Linked DNA regions of Homo sapiens: region 1 is linked to region 2. A link is an interaction called in ENCODE POLR2A ChIA-PET data of the cell type or tissue named here. Cell type or tissue: A673. All regions are shown on one strand.

Region 1 (8,000 bases), 130 kb before region 2:
ACAATGCCATGTTGTTTCAGTGCTGGCTGCTCCCAAGTACCCTGCACTCCCATCTTCTAAATCCTCATTTTGTCTGTAATCTCTTTCTGCCCCTTTAACCTATAAGCTTCATGAAACTAAAGACTGAGTCTGTCTTATTCATGTTGTTTTTAGTGCCTACCACACTGCCTGGTACATGGTAGTTGCAAAATAAATGTTAATTAAATGAATGAATGGACAAATAAATGAGCAAATGAAAGAAACACTAAATTGGAAGTAGTTTTGTATCCCTGGTTTGTTACATACAAGGGGGAAAGAAAAGTAAAGTGCTGGGAGATGAGAAAAGTAAGGAAGGCTCAGATATGATAAATTCTGCTGTTGATACAAAGTTTTTTTTTTATAGATTCAATGGAAAGTCATTAAAATATCTTCTCTACAAATTGATTTATCAGCAATATTTGTATGATTAGTATTTTATGCACACTTTATCCATTGGCATAGCTAATACAGATGTACCTTTATTTTCTAGAACATTGGCTTTCAAACTTTTTTTTAAGCAGCAGAATACTTCTTTTCAAAGAGGATCTTATCATAAACTGCAATATAAAAAAGAAAAGTGAGACCTGCTCTGGCTGAAGTAGAGGCAGGTAGCTGAAGCAGGCAGCTGACGCAGGCAAAAACTTCTGCCTGCTCAACCCAGGCTGCCTGTGAGGGACAATAGATCAAAAGCCACTGACTCTGAAGAGGCCAATATCTAAACATAACTCCTTAAATGGAAGAGTCTTTATGTCGTAAATGTATAACAGTAACCAATTCTTTTACTTGATGGTTAAATATAGAAATAGCTTTAGAATCTGCCATCTATCTCTCCTTCCATTAAGAGATTAAAACTTCACTCTTCTCTGATGACTAATGTTAGAAAGCATTGTAAATAATCATTAGCATTTAAAAAGTATTTTATTCCAAAAAGTAGGTTAAATCAACTGAAAGAAAATCTTGCTTGTGTAACACAGTAAGCACCAGACAAAGACAGAAGACTTAGGGACTAGTTTCAGCACTCCTCTTAACTGGCTTAATTAGCATATAGTATGGTGATATGATATACACATAAATAGAAAGGGAACGTCCATCACTAACCCTTATTGGGACCAGTATAGTTAAGGGGTAGTTAACTACCTTGGTTAAGCCTTTTAATTAACATTCTCTAATACCTCACTTACCTTGTTAATAAAATGAAGTGGCTGGAATCACCACTGGATTTCAAACTTTTCTGGCCACAACTCAAAGTAGGAAATACATTTTAAATATTGACTAAGTACATATATATGCATATAAAATTTAAACAAAAATTTCATGAAATGATGCTTACCTTTATACTATGCCTTGCAGCCTACTATGTTCTATTCCTTCCTATTGCATCTTATTAACAAAATATTGGTCATGACCCACTAAATTGGTTATCTCTCCCATGGTTATGACCCATACTTTGGAAAACACTAAACTGATAATCTCTATGGCCCTTTTGTGTCTAAAATTATGGAATTCTAACATCAAGATTTGTGACTGACATCACAGAAATCTCCAGAATGTCAAGCATATGGTAGATGCTCAATTATCATTTAATTGTCTTTTACTATGTCAAGGAAATTATTTGAATATTTAAATTAACCTAAGTAATTTTAATTACTTAATGTTTTGGGTTCTGTTTTTGGTTTTTTCTTTCTTTCTTTTTTTTTTTTCTTTGAGACAGGGTCTCACTGTGTTGCCCAGGTTGGAGTGCAGTGGTGTTATCATAGCTCACTGCAGCCTTGACATCTTGGGCTTAAGCAATTCTCCCACCTCAGCCTCCTGAGTAGCTGGGACCACAGGCACATAGCACCATGCCCAGCTAATTTTTGTATTTTTTGTAAAGATGGGTCTCACCATGTTGCCCAAGTTAGCCTCAAACTCCTGGGTTCAAGTAATCCTCCCGTCTCAGCCTCCTAAAGTGTTGAGATTACAGGCATGAGCCACTGTGTCCAGCCTACTTAAAGTATTTAAGGTGCCAGTTCCTTCAAGAAGTCTTCCCCAGTTCCTCTGAATTCCTATAGTACATCATCTGTGCCTTTCTTATTATATCATACTAAAATATGATACACATAAATCATACAGTAAATGTTCAACAAAAAACATAAATTGATCAATAGACACCGCTGTAAGTATCCAACATACAGTAATTTATTTCTTCCTCAAACTATATGGTTAAAATATAGATGGGGAAACTGAGTCTCAGGAAGGTCACTGAAGCAAACACTGAGTGACAGAGGCAAGTACTCTGAATCCAAGGACAGTCCCCTGCCCATTAACTACACTGATCCCAATAAGAATTAGTGATAACCACTTTCTAATTTTATTACAGTGATGCACACACACACATATATCTGATCTTACTGTTAAACAGGCAAAATATTTAATAGTAGAGATCATGTTCCCCTTTTCTATGTAACTCCTATATCACATTCTATATGCTAAGAACACCAATTAAATGAATGAAATAACACGTGTGCATGTGTCTGTGTGTCTATTACATAAACACAAAATTTCATAGGTAGACTTAGACTGTCTTCATTTCACACTTATTCTAATAGAGCCTAAAACTATAATTAATATTTGAAGACTAACTCCCTCTTAATGTGCACAAATAAGGTGTCTGTAAGACTACCTGGAATATTTATTATGATTCTTCCATATTATATTAGGTCTAATAACAAGTGAGACTTGCTGCACTGTCCTGGAGCTAAATAGATTGTAGTTTCATAAGGGCTTACCTTTATTTGGCCATGTAAATAGTCAAAATTTGATGGGCTACATGAATTTAAAGCATGACTAATAACCCCAATTTACTCAAATCACAAGTTTTCTGTTTTTCGTTTTGATAAATGTGATATCTACATAAGAGCTGTATTGAAAAATCTTTGTCATGTTTATAATCTCTTTATTTTAGATGGCAGATAATAACCAGGCACATAAAATCTGTACTCTCCTCTCTGCCACTTCTTTTTATTTTTTATTTTTTTGAGATGGAGTCTCGCTCTGCCACCCAGGCTGGAGTGTAGTGGCACTCTCTCGGCTCACTGCAACCTCCACCTCCAGGTTCAAGCGATTCTCCTGCCTCAGCCTCCTGAGTAGCTGGGATTACAGGCACCCGCCAGCACACCTGGCTAATGTCTGTATTTTTAGTAAAGACAGGGTTTCACCAACCTGTCTTAGGAGGCCAAGGAAGGCAGTTTGCTTGAGCCCAGGAGTTTGAGACCAGCCTAGGCAACATGGCGAAACCTCATCTCTACAAAAAATACAAAAATTAGCCAAGCGTGGGGGCATGTGCCTGTAGTCTCAGCTACTTGGTAGGCTGAGGTGGGAGGATCGCTTGAAACAATCTATACAGTTTTGGGTTAATTGTGCCCTCTCCAGGCAGTTCTGTAATGTATCTTAGTTATTCAACTACATACCAGGAGTACCAAACTGGATGCAATTTTCCAGAGTCCTGACATAGTCAGGTTCACTAAGTTTAATCACATAAAGACTATTGGCTTTTTCCATGTTCTTGATCCATTTATTAGCCTGACTTTGAGGATCTATCATCAGAGGCCACCTTCTTGCATTCCTGAAAAGGAGGAGAAAGACGATGCTGGTCAAGCCATGATTTGTTTCTACACTACTTAATCATGTTCACATCACAGGTCACTTTTTAAAAGTTTGCCCTTTATTGTAATATTTTACTTTTTAACTTATGAGAAACTATGTTCTTAAAACAGAGACGTGTAGATTGAGTGGGCTACCTGAACGGCAACTACAGAAACCATCCTGCAAAGTTCGCACAAGTTATTATACTCTTTTTGGAAAATTACATTTTCTAAATGTTAAATTACACTTTTGAAAATATTTGCTGCTCTTGCTAATTATGTCACAGTGACAACCATCAAGAGGACTGCGTTGGAAATAAGGAAACTCCAGTTCTTCACTAAGCCCTCCCATTAATGAATCATGTGACCTTGAGTAAGTCACTTTGCTTCCTTAGTTCCCACCTGCTGTCATTTGTATAATAGGGAAAGAGGTTTGGAATATTATATCTCAAAATCTAGACCATTAAAGAAATAACGGCCTAACAAAAAGGTAAAAAGCATAATTTTATATCATCTGAACTTCATAATATCCAGGGACACTTAAGTGTTAACACAATTGTTGACCCAATCTTTGTTTCAAACACTTCTGTATTTAGTGTCATATATGTAGTTCATTACATATTTGCTTTATGATAAGAACAAAGGCAATACCCCAGGAGGAACCCAGTTTATTTTCTAGGGTGTAGTGAACAGATGACTTCATCAGTATCTGCAATTACTGTATGATATTCAACCACATAGCTTTCCACCTTGTGTGAAATGTAATTGGCAACAAAATCACTATTCTTTCTCTTTCTCTTAGAAGTTTCAATCAACACAAGCTCTAATCCTGGCCAATTTTCTAAAGATACTGCCACACCCTTCAAAAGTGAGCAGAGCATGAGAAGTACGACATTTTAATGAAATTAAGTAAAAAAAAACCCACAAAAAACAAAAGTGAGCAGAGCCAATTCATTTAGGTCATTAGAAGAGCAGGAGGAGAAAATAAAAGGTGACTGAGGCAAAAAAAAAAAAAAAAAAATTGAAAAGAAAAAAAGGTAGGGGGATATAACAGGATAACATATTAAATTCACTCTCATTATAACATGAAATTGGAACGTCAATGGATGACTTGTCCCCCAAAATAAAAAAAACCATATTTTTATCAGTTATTAGTTAGAGCCTGGTATAAAACATGTAGCTTAGGCCGGGTGCGGTAGCTCATGCCTGTAATCCCAGCACTTTCGGAGGCCGAGGTAGGCGGATCATGGGGTCAGGAGATCGAGACCATCCTGGCCAACATGGTGAAACTCCGTCTCTACTAAAAATACAAAAATTAGCTGGGCGTGGTGGTGCATGCCTGTAATCCCAGCTACTCAAGAGGCTGAGGCAGGAGAATTGTTTGAACCAGGGAGCCAGAGGTTGCAGTGAGCCGAGATTGCACCACAGCACTCCAGCCTGGCGGCAGAGCAAGACTCTGTCTCAAACAAAACAAACAAAAAAACAAACAAAAATGTAGCTTAGATAAAAAAGAAAATAGTTTTCTTATCCTCCAATGTGAGCATTATCCTTGTGTCACTCTGGCTGCCATAACAGTATACCACTGACTGAGTGGCTTAAACAACAGAATTTATTTTCTCACAGTTCTGGACCCTGAAAGTCCAAGACTAAGGTTTCAGCAGGTTTGGTTTTTGCAGAGCCTCTCTCCTTGACTTGCAGATAGTACCTTCTTGCTGTGTCCTATATGGCCTCTGCTCCATGCAAGATGTTCCTGGTGCTGCTCCCTCTTCTTACAAGGACACCATTACTATTTGATTAGGGCTCCCCCTTAAGACCTCATTTAACCTTAGTTACCTCTTTAAAGGACCTATGTTCAGGGCCAGCATGGTGGCTTACGCTTCTAATCCCAGTGCTTTGGGAGGCTGAGGTGGACAGATCACTTAAGCCCAGGAGTTCGAGACCAGCATGGATAGCATAGCAAAACCCCATCTCTACAAAAAACAATTAGCAGGCATGGTGGCAGGCACTTGTAGTCCCAGCTACTTGGGAGACTGAGGTGCGAGGATCACTTGAGTTTGCAGTGAGCTGGGATTGTGTCACTGTACTCCAGCCTGGGTGACAGAGTGAGACCCTGTCTTAAAAAAAAAAAAAAGAAAGGCTCTATCTCCAAATACGGTCACATGGGAGTCATGGCTTCAACATAAAAATTTGGTGGGGCAGCATAATTCAGTCTATGACATTAATTATGTAAGAAAAGACATCAAAAGAGTAATGTAACATCTTAGATGCAATTAACTAATGAAAAATCACTCTAAAGAGAGTGAGAGAAGGGAAATTAGAAAGAAATAAAAATATAAATATATAAAAAGTTTTCATTATGTCACATTTTAGAAATATATTTTTAAGTTTGGAGGATTATGTGTGAATGTTAAACAGCATTTATGCTTTCCTAAATAAATTGAATTACTCACTCTTGTATCACTTCCACATTTTTTAGCCACAATACCTATGTTCATCCTGTTTATTTGTCCAAAATGCACTTCTCTCCCATCTTTTCCCATTTAAGTCCTACTCATGTTTGAACATCAGCTCAAAAGCTATATAGTCCACAAAGCCTCTCTCCATCTCTTTTCTCTCTGAACTTCTTTAGCAATTCATCCATGTTATATTTATGGTATTTGCATGTAATGGTAATATTCTATTATGGTAATTCTATAATTCCTTAGCCGCATCATCCAACTAAATTGTTTATTCCTTTAAAGGAAGGGTCCATGCTCATTCTTTATTCTTTTTTTCCTAGATCAAATAAAGGTTGCATGTGACAATCTACTGATATTGAAACAGTAAAGTCATGGGGCAAACACCATACAAATTAAATAATTCTAAAGCTTGAAATTCTCTAAGAGATTATCCCTGCACAGAAAATACTTGTCCAATAAGCAGCATTTCAAAACCAGAGGAAAGGACTTCTGATTCTAACCAAGATGGGCTGGGCTTTTTACAGCCTATCTCTTTCACTGATTACATCTAAAAATGTTGAACAAAATACAAAAAACAACTACTTACAGATTCTAAAAAGTAAATAATAACAAGTGAATGGGAGAAAAATCCTAACTTGAGGAATTATCAGTAATGGGGTAGTGAGTTTTCTAAGTTTCTTCTTTCTTTCTATTTTCTGGCTTAGTGGGGGAACCATGCAGCAGGCACAGGTAGCAATAACTCAAAATAAGTAACTGAAAAAATGACCATATGTGAGCCAGAGAGCATGGGCATAAATCCATGTTTTATTTCATGTTTTGCTTTTTTTTTACTTTATTCTCCTTTATCTCTACCCCAAGGTTAACCCCACTCACAGAACTGTATTATCATGACAGAAAAAGCAGTGGTGCAGTTACCCAAAACACTGAGCAAAAACCTGTCTCTCTGGACAGAAGTAAAAAAAGAGGCCCCTGTTGTACACAGAATGTAAGGGAAATCCAAGTATTTTTCTTTTTTCTTACCACTTTGCCCCCAGTGTTGGCATGAAATTGTGCAATAGCAAGGGAAGAGAAAACTCTGAAAGAACTTCATCATTTTGGCCATTAAAAAAGTATAAAAAAGGTGCCCCTGGGATATGGAAAGTGGGGCAGGGGTAGGATAAATTCTGAAAAGACCTGAAGCTGTGCATGCATGGAACACTTCTAAAGAAGCATATCAGAGGCTTTAAACAATATCATAAATCCTAGTCCATTTAACTCCTGAGTAATGAATGCCGAGGAGTAGATTCAAACAGTATAGTGAAGGCTTACAAATCTGAACTGACATTGCAACATCACCCACAGAAGGAGAACTAAGAATTGTGATCTAAACTTAACTGAGTTATTTGACTGCTAAACCAAAAAATCAATCTTATCCAGAGGATTTTGACAGGACCTAGAGTCTCATATTCAAAATTTCCAGGATGCAATCCAAAATTACTCAACACACAAAGAATAAGGATGTGATTAATTCTCAAAGAAATAGACAGATTTGAAATTACCAGAAAAAACTTTAAAGCAGATATTATAACCATCCTCCATGAGACAAAGGTGAACATTTTTGAAATAAATAGAGACATTCTCAGGAGAAAAAAAAACAGAAAGGATAATGAGCACCAAATGGAAATTTTAGAACTGAAAAACATAATATCTGAAATTAAAAGTCCCATAGTATGGACTCAGTAGCAGAACAGAGATAACAGAAGAGTCAGTGAAGCTGAAGATAGATGAATATATATAGTCCAATTTGATCAACAAGGAGAGACACTATCAGATTGGATAAAACTATACGATCCAACTGTCAGCTGTCTACAAGATACCCACTTTAAATATAATAATATAGTTATATTAAAAGTAAAATGAT
Region 2 (8,000 bases):
AGGTCTTAGATTTAAGTCTTTAATCCATTTTGATTTGATTTTTTATATGGTGAGAGATAGGGGTCTAGCTTCATTCTTCTGTATATGAATATCCAGTTTTCCCAGTACTATTTGTTGAAGAGATTGTCTTTTTCCCAAAGTATGTCCTTGGCACTTTTCTCTAAAATGAATTTACTGTAGATTTATGAATTTGTTTCTGGGCTCTCCATTCTGTTCCATTGGTCTATGCGTCTGTTTTTCTGCCAGTACCATGCTGCTTTGGTTACTAAAGCTCTGAATCCTAATTTGAAACTAGGTAATGTGATTCCACCAGTTTTGTTCTTTTTGTTCAAGATAGCTTTGGCTATTCTAAGGTTTTTGTAGTTCCATAAAAATTGTAGAACTGTGGGGATGGGCAGGAGACAAAAAAAATTTAGGAGTGTTTTTTCTATTTCTGTGAGGAATCTCATTGGCATTTTGATAGGGATTACACTGAATATGAAGATTGCTTTGGGTAGTATGAACATTTTAACAATATTGATTCTTCAAATCCATGAACATGGAATATACCTTTTTATGTGTCACCTTCAATTTCTTTCATCAATATTTTATACTTTTCATTGTAGAGATCTGTGGCTTCTTTGGCTAAATTAATTCTTAGGTATTTAATTTTATTTGAGACTATTGTAAATGGGATTACTTTTATTTCTTTTTCAGATTGTCCACCTTTGGTATATATAAATGCCACTGATTTTTGTATGTCAATTTTGTATCCTGTAACTTTACTGAATTTATCAGTTCTAATAGTTTTTTTTTTTTTTTTTTTGGAGGAGTCTTTACATTTTTCCAACTACAAGATCATATTGGCCGGGCACGGTGGCTCACGCCTGTAATCCCAGCACTTTGGGAGGCCGAGGCAGGCGGATCACGAGGTCAGGAGTTCGAGACCAGCCTGGCCAACATGGTAACACCCCATCTCTACTAAAAATACAAAAAAAAAAAAAAAATTAGCCAGGCATGGTGGCACGCGCTTGTAGTCCTAGCTACTAGAGAGACTGAGGCAGAAGAATCGCTTGAACCCAGGAGGCAGAGGTTGCAGTGAGCCGAGGTCACGCCACTTGCACTCCAGCCTGGGTGACAGAGTGAGACTCCGTCTCAAAAAAAAAAAAAAAGTTCATATCATCTACAAACAAGGAAAATATGACTTCTTCCTTTCCAGTTTGGATGCCCTTTATTTCCTTCTCTCATTGGACTGCTGTAGCTAGTACTTCCAGCACTATGTTGACTCACAGTGGTGAAAGTGGGCATCCTTGATGTGTTCCAGATTTTAGATAAAAGGCTTTCTTTCAGTTTTTCCCCATTCAGTATGATACTACCTGTGGGTCTGTCTTTTATGGCTTTTATTATGTTGAGGTATGTTCCTTCAATAGCCAGTTTTATGAGGGTTTTCATCATGAAGTGATGTTGAATTTTGTTATATGCTTTTTCAGCACCAATTGAAATGATCATATTATTTTTGTCGTTCATTCTCTTTATATGATGCATCAAATTGATTGATATGTTTATGTAGAACCATCCTTACATCCCAGGATAAATTACACTTGATCATGATGAATGATGTTTTTAATGCATTGTTGAATTCAGTTTGCCAGTATTTTGTTGAGGATTTTTGCCTCAATGTTCATTAGGGATATTGGCCTAAAGTTTTCTTTTTTTGATGTGTCTTTGTCTAGTTTTGGTATCAAGGTAATACTAACCTCCTAGAATAAATCTGGAAGTATTCTCTCCTATATTTTTCAGAATAGTTTGAGTAGGATTGACATTAGTTCTTTTGTAAATGTTGGCTAGAATTTAGCAGTGAAGCCATTGGGTCCTGGGTTTTTCTTTACTGGGAGATTTTTTTATTATGCATTCAATCTTCTTACTTGTTGTTGGTCTGTTCAGGTTTTGGATTGCTGCATGGTTCAATCTTGGTACTTTGTGTGTATCTAGGAATTTAAGCATTTCCTCGAGATTTTCCTATTTATTGGCATACAGTTGCTCACAGTAGCCACTATTGAGCCTTAGAGTTTCTACAGAATTAGTTGTAATGTCTCCTTTTTCATTTCGATTTTACTCATTTGGGTCTTCTCTCTTTTTTTCTTGGGTAGTCTAGTTAAAGGTTTATCAATTTTATTTTTTCAAAAACTTTTCATATCATTAATTTTTATTGTTTTCTTCATTGCAATTTTTAAATTTCTGCTCTGGTGTTTATTATTTCTTTTCTCTACTGATTTTGGGTTTGGTTTACTCTTGCTTTTCTAGTTCCTTAAGGTGCATAATTAGATTTTTTTGTTTGTTTGTGTGTTTGTTTTGGTGTAGGTACCTATAGCTATAAATTTCCCCCTTAGCACTGCTTTCACTAGATACCATATGTTTTGTTATGTTGTGTTTCCATTATCATTTGTTTCAAGAAATTTTTCCATTTCCTCTTAATTTTTTCATTGACCCCACCGCTCATTCAGGAGCACATTGCTTAATTCCTATGTGTTTGTATAGTTTCCAAAATTCTTGTTATTAATTTCTAGTTTTATTCCACCGTGGTCAGAGAAGATGCTTGATATCATTTCCTTTTTTAAAATGTTTTAAACCATGTTTTGTGACCTAACATATGGTCTATCCTTGAGGATTACCCATATGCTGAGGAGAAGAATTCGCGTTCTGCAGCTGTTGGATGAAATGTTCTGTAAATATTTATTATGTTCATTTGGTCTACAGCATAGATTAAATCTGATGTTTCTTTGTTGGTTTTCTGTCAGGGACATCTGTCCAGTGCCAAAAGTGAGGTGTTTAACTCTCCAGCTATTATTGTATTGAGGTCTATTTCTCTCTTTAGCTCTAATATTATTTGCTCTATATATCTGGGCACTCCAGTGTTTGTTGCATATAAATTATAATTGTCATACCCTCTTGCTGAATTGATCCTTGTATCGTTATATAATACTTTGTGTCTTCTCACAGTTTTTGTCTTGAAGTCTATTTTGCCTGATACAAGCATTGTTACTCCTGGTAATTTTTTGTTCCCATTGGCATGGAATATATTTTTTCAACCTTTTATTTTCAGTCTATGTGTGACTTTATAGGTAAAGTGTGTTTCTTGAAGGCAACAGACCACTGGGTCTTGCTGTTTTTTTTAAAAAAACCATTTATCCATGCTATATCTTTTGATTAGAGAAGTTAGTCCATTTACATTCAATATTATTATTGATAAGTAAGGAGTTACTTCTGCCATTTTGTTTTATGTTTTCTGGTTGTTTTGTGGGCTTCTCTTGCTTTCCTTCCTTCCTATCTTCCTTTTAGTGAAGGTGATTTTCTCTGGTAGTATGTTTTAATTTCTTACTTTTCATTTTTTGTTTATCTGTTGTATATAGTTTTTTATGTTAGATTACCATGAAGCTTGAAAATAATATCTTATAACCCATGATTTTAAACTGAAGACAATACTGATTGCATAAATAAGCAAAAAGGAGACTAATTTAAAAATCTACACTTTGACTTCATCCTCCTGCTTTTTAACTTTTTTTGTTTCTCTTTATATCTTTTTGTACTGTTTATATCTTGAAAAGTAGTTGCATTTATTATTTTTGATGGGCTCATCGTTTAGTCTTTCTACTTAAGACATGAGTAGTTTACATACCACAATTAAACAGTATTATAATAGTCTATTTTTATGTGTGCTTATTATTACCAGTGAGTTTTGTGCCTTCAGATGATTTATTATTGCTCATCCTGTTCTTTCAGATTCGCAAACTATGGCATTTCCTGTAAGATAGGTCTGGTGTTGATGAAATCTCTCAGCTTTTGTTTGTCTGGGAAAGTCTGTCTTGCTATTTCATGTTTGAAGGGTATTTTCATGATATACTATTCTAGGGTACAAGTTTTTTCTTTCAGCACTTTAAATATGTCATGCCATTGTCCTGGCCTGTAAGGTTCCCACTGAAAAGCCTGCAGTCAGATGTGTTGGAGCTCCATTGTGTGCTATTTGTTTCTTTTCTCTTGCTGCTTTTAGGTTCCTTTATTTTTGACCTTTGGAAGTTTGATTATTAAATGCCTTGAGGTAGTCTTCTTTGGGTTAAATTTGCTTGGTGTTCTATAACCTTGTACTTGAATATTGGCATCTTTCTCCAGGTTTGGTGTTCTATTCTACTAAGCTTGAACCCAAACCACAAGACAAAATCCTTCCCACCCTTCCCTCCTCTTTCCACAAGTGGAAGAGCCTCTCCTGCTGCTGCCACCACTGGCCCATGGGCAGTTCTGCCAGGCCACTGCCAATGTTCATTTAAGGCCCAAGCACTCTTCAGTCAGCTTGTGGTGAATACTGTCAGGCCTGGGACTCAGCCTTCAGGGCAGTGGGCTCCCCTCTGGCCCATGGCAGGTCCAGAAATACTGTCTAAGAGCCTAGGCCTGGACTTGGGGGCCCCAAGGTCCCACCTGGTTCTCTATCCCAGTGTGGCTGAGTTGGTACCCAAAGCCAGCATGTATCAGAGTCTCACCTAAGGCCCATAGCATACCACCTGGATATCACTATTGGTTATTCAGGGCCTAAGGGCTCTTTAGTCAGCAGGTGATGAATCCTGCCAGGATTGTGTCCTTCCCTTCAAGGCCTTCAAGGCAGTGGGTTCTCTTCCAGCCCAGGGTATGTCTACATATGTCATCTGGGAGATAAGGCCCGAAATGGGGGCCTCACAACCCTGCACGTTGCCCTGCCCTACTGTGGCTGAGCTAGTATCCAAGATGCAAGACAAAGCCGTCTTTTCTCTCCTCCCTACTCTCCTCAAGCAGAAGGAAGGAGTCACCTTCATGGGTGTGAGCTACACTGCTTAGGGTTGGGAGAAGCATGGCATAAGCACTTCCTCAGCCACCCTGCATGGTGTCTCCTTAGGTCACATGTTAACCCAGTTCACCAGCTCTAAGCCCAGGACAGCATCAGGGCTTGCCTAAGAATTCCAGTCCTTGTAACCTAGACTGTCTTTTAAATTCACTTAGGACTCCAGAGCACTTTAGCCCACAGTGGCACGGCCTGCTGAGAAATTCAAGTTCTGACCACTGGGATGGGTGCTTCCCTGCTGGCTATGTCTGGTCCAAATGCTCTCTGTGTGGGTAGGTGCCAGCTGAGGTCAGAACAGTTTTGCTTTCTGCTGCAACAGGGCAGCACTGAGTTCAATGCAAAGTCCCCCAGTCACTACGCTGTCCCTCCCCGACGTGTACAGATTCTCTCTCTGCACCACATGGGTGTTATTGGGGAATGCGGAGGGGCAGCATCAGCGTTTCAAGACTGTTTTTCCTGTTTTCAATGCTTCTTTCAGTGATATGAAGTTAAAACCAGGTAACGTGATTGCTCACCTGATTTTTGGTTCTTATGAAGGTGATTTTCTGTGTGCAGATAATTGTTAAAACTTGGTTTCCTGTGGGTGGTGGGGGGAGCAATCAGTGGAGGCTTCTATTCAGCCATTTTGTTCCACCTCAGTGGCCTTGGTTTAAAATAACTACAGAGTTTTTATTTTCTCCACGTATGTTGACATATTTGTGATTATTATAAAACAATTACCTGAACTAATAAGATATTAAGATCTTTCAATGTAAGAAAAATGATAGAGCATCATAGTTAATCATATGTTTTCATTCTCCTTTTCATATAAAATACAATTAAACTCTGTAAATATCTTATATGGCAAAGGGTATGGCTCTTTTTCCTCCAGCTTCCTCTAATGAAAAAGCTGATTTCTGAAACGGTAGTATTGGGAACAAAATTGCTTGGTGAGAGAAAATAATGGACCTTATTTTAAAACAAGACCACTAAATCTAAGCTGTCCTCTATGAAGATGGAAGAACTAAACCGTAACCAGGTACTATCATTTGCCTGCTTCTGCTCAAAACTATGGACTCCCAACTATCATAGTAGAACTATGATGCAAATAATTAAATGATGCAAAGCAAAGTTTAAAAAGAAGACTGAGATATAACTCTATCTTTAACATAGGAAAAAAATGTATCACTACCAATAGAAAACAGCAATACTGCTATTCCTTGAAGCATGTCTATAAAATCTATTTGTGTCATTCTATTATCCTCTAATTAAATGTGGTTACTGTTTTATTTGAATCTACTTCTTAAAGGTGAATAACTAAAACGAATTCAATGCTTTTTCAATTGAACTAATTCATCTTTTTAAGAATTTTTGAATTATACCTTATCTGCAGCTAAATCCAACTTTCCATTCAGTATTTGAGCCTTTTTTAGGTACCGCTGAACATCCTGAAGATCTCCAAATGAATAAAATTCTTCTGATTGCTTAGCATAACTCTCCAATTCCTCCACAAACCGTTCACACCGTAACTAATAAAAACAATTTGTTGTTAATATTCTTAAAAGTTAAAACCCCTTGCTGTCAAAAAATTTTAACATTGTAGGAGTTATCAGAATTATTATTATATTTTGTCACTGGTAAAACATAAAAGGATGATCTGGAAAATGAACGAGATCTAAAATATGCAGAATTGTAAAACTTTAAATTAATGGATTTAGATTCCTCTAACTCACAGATTAGAAAAAGTCAACTCTGTATTATCTATGTAAGAAGTTCTAGCTAATAAAATTAATAAAAATGTTAGACAATGGTGATCTTTAATATGCTGAAGAATTTATGCAAACAAATAATTTATCAGCATTTGAAAAATCTCTTAATAATCAAGAATGGGACTAAAAGAAAATTTCAATTTTTACCTATGCTATTTTTATAAACTGAAAAAAACGGAATTTCTTTAATTGTACTCTGATATCATTTCAATCAGCAATACTAAAGCAAGATATTCCAAGGTTATTTTTCTTGTCCAATGGGCTCTCTTCACAAGAAACACGTAAGGTAAATAAATCCAGATTTAAACACTTAAAAACTATAGTGTTCTAATATAAGATAGGTATGTATGTTTTAAGTAAAAAAGCCTTATTACATAATTGGTATTGGTAAGGCATTCCAAATTAAATGGCTCTAAAAAATAGCTCAATAAAATATTCAAAAAATTTAGGTTATTCAAAAATAGATTTTCTATTTTATAGATTATCTAGGCTGATTTATGTCCTCTTTTCTCTAGTTTCCTGGCAAACTTATTGCTCTAGCCCAGTCGGGGAGGGAAAATGAGAGGAAAAGTTCATCAACAGTGTGTGTAGTTTGTGGAATAGTATACTTTAAAACATAGCATAAATAATTCTGGGCCACTTAGCAATTTTCCAAGAGCCTATTTTACTGAAACTTAAACATCTAATATTTACTACTCATGATGTTTTCTGCAGTTTTTAAAAAAATCTGATATACCCTTAATGTAAAACAAAAATACAAACTACAGTTTAAAATGAAGAGTTTTTTAAGCCTATGAATTATTCTCCAAACAACATATTTTGCCAATTATATTTGCTATAATGTAATAGAAAGAAAGCATGGCTTGCTATTAAAGGACATCTGTACTGGCTGACCTAGAACAAGTCTCTTAATCTTTGGGAAACTTACTCTTCCACCTGTAAAATGAGACTGTAAATATTAAGTCATTTACTAATACAGTAGCTATGGAATGCTCACAGCATTTCTGTGTGTCAGTCACTGTGCTGGGAAGTGGATATAAATGGAGAAATGTAATAATGAAACAGCCCTGCTCTCAAGGAGCTGATGATCCCATCAGGAGGCAGACTTACAAACACTAACATAATGATCAGATAATTGTCCGATAGAGATGTGGTCAAAGTGAGAGCACAGGAGAGAACAAGTAGCACTGAGGTCTGCTGAGAGGGCTTCTCAGAAAAATGAATAGAGTGTGCTAGATGAACAAGCACATGTGGGGCGGGGGTGTGCTCAGAGTGATGGGGAGAATGTGCAGGAGACAAGAAGCATAGGAGAGCAGACATCTAGAAGTTGACAGGGTTACTGAAAAGTCATGAGTGAGGAGTGGGGAGAAGTAGGCAATGAGGCTGGACAGTGAAATGGGCAAATC

The links. ChIA-PET counts read pairs that join two places held together with the same protein. Peaks named below come from ENCODE experiments on the same cell type or tissue, not always from the same donor. Only the 100,000 strongest peaks of a DNase experiment are listed, where the experiment ranks them.
Region 1: POLR2A ChIA-PET joins it to region 2 with 11 read pairs; 2 of 35 experiments call an interaction of 5 or more read pairs at or near these places.

Annotation. Positions count from the first base shown.
Region 1 is chr2:195,830,739-195,838,738 of GRCh38, forward strand. DNAH7 (dynein axonemal heavy chain 7) reads right to left here. Exons shown (of 65, transcript NM_018897.3): 48 at 3,468-3,622. Among named protein-coding and RNA genes, the nearest start is that of SLC39A10, 180 kb to the left of the region's middle. In A673, no CTCF peak of the experiment used is centred here; no DNase peak of the experiment used is centred here.
Region 2 is chr2:195,963,741-195,971,740 of GRCh38, forward strand. DNAH7 (dynein axonemal heavy chain 7) reads right to left here. Exons shown (of 65, transcript NM_018897.3): 17 at 6,208-6,354. Among named protein-coding and RNA genes, the nearest start is that of DNAH7, 100 kb to the right of the region's middle. In A673, no CTCF peak of the experiment used is centred here; a DNase peak (open chromatin) is centred at 3,821; H3K27ac peaks cover 1,775 bases.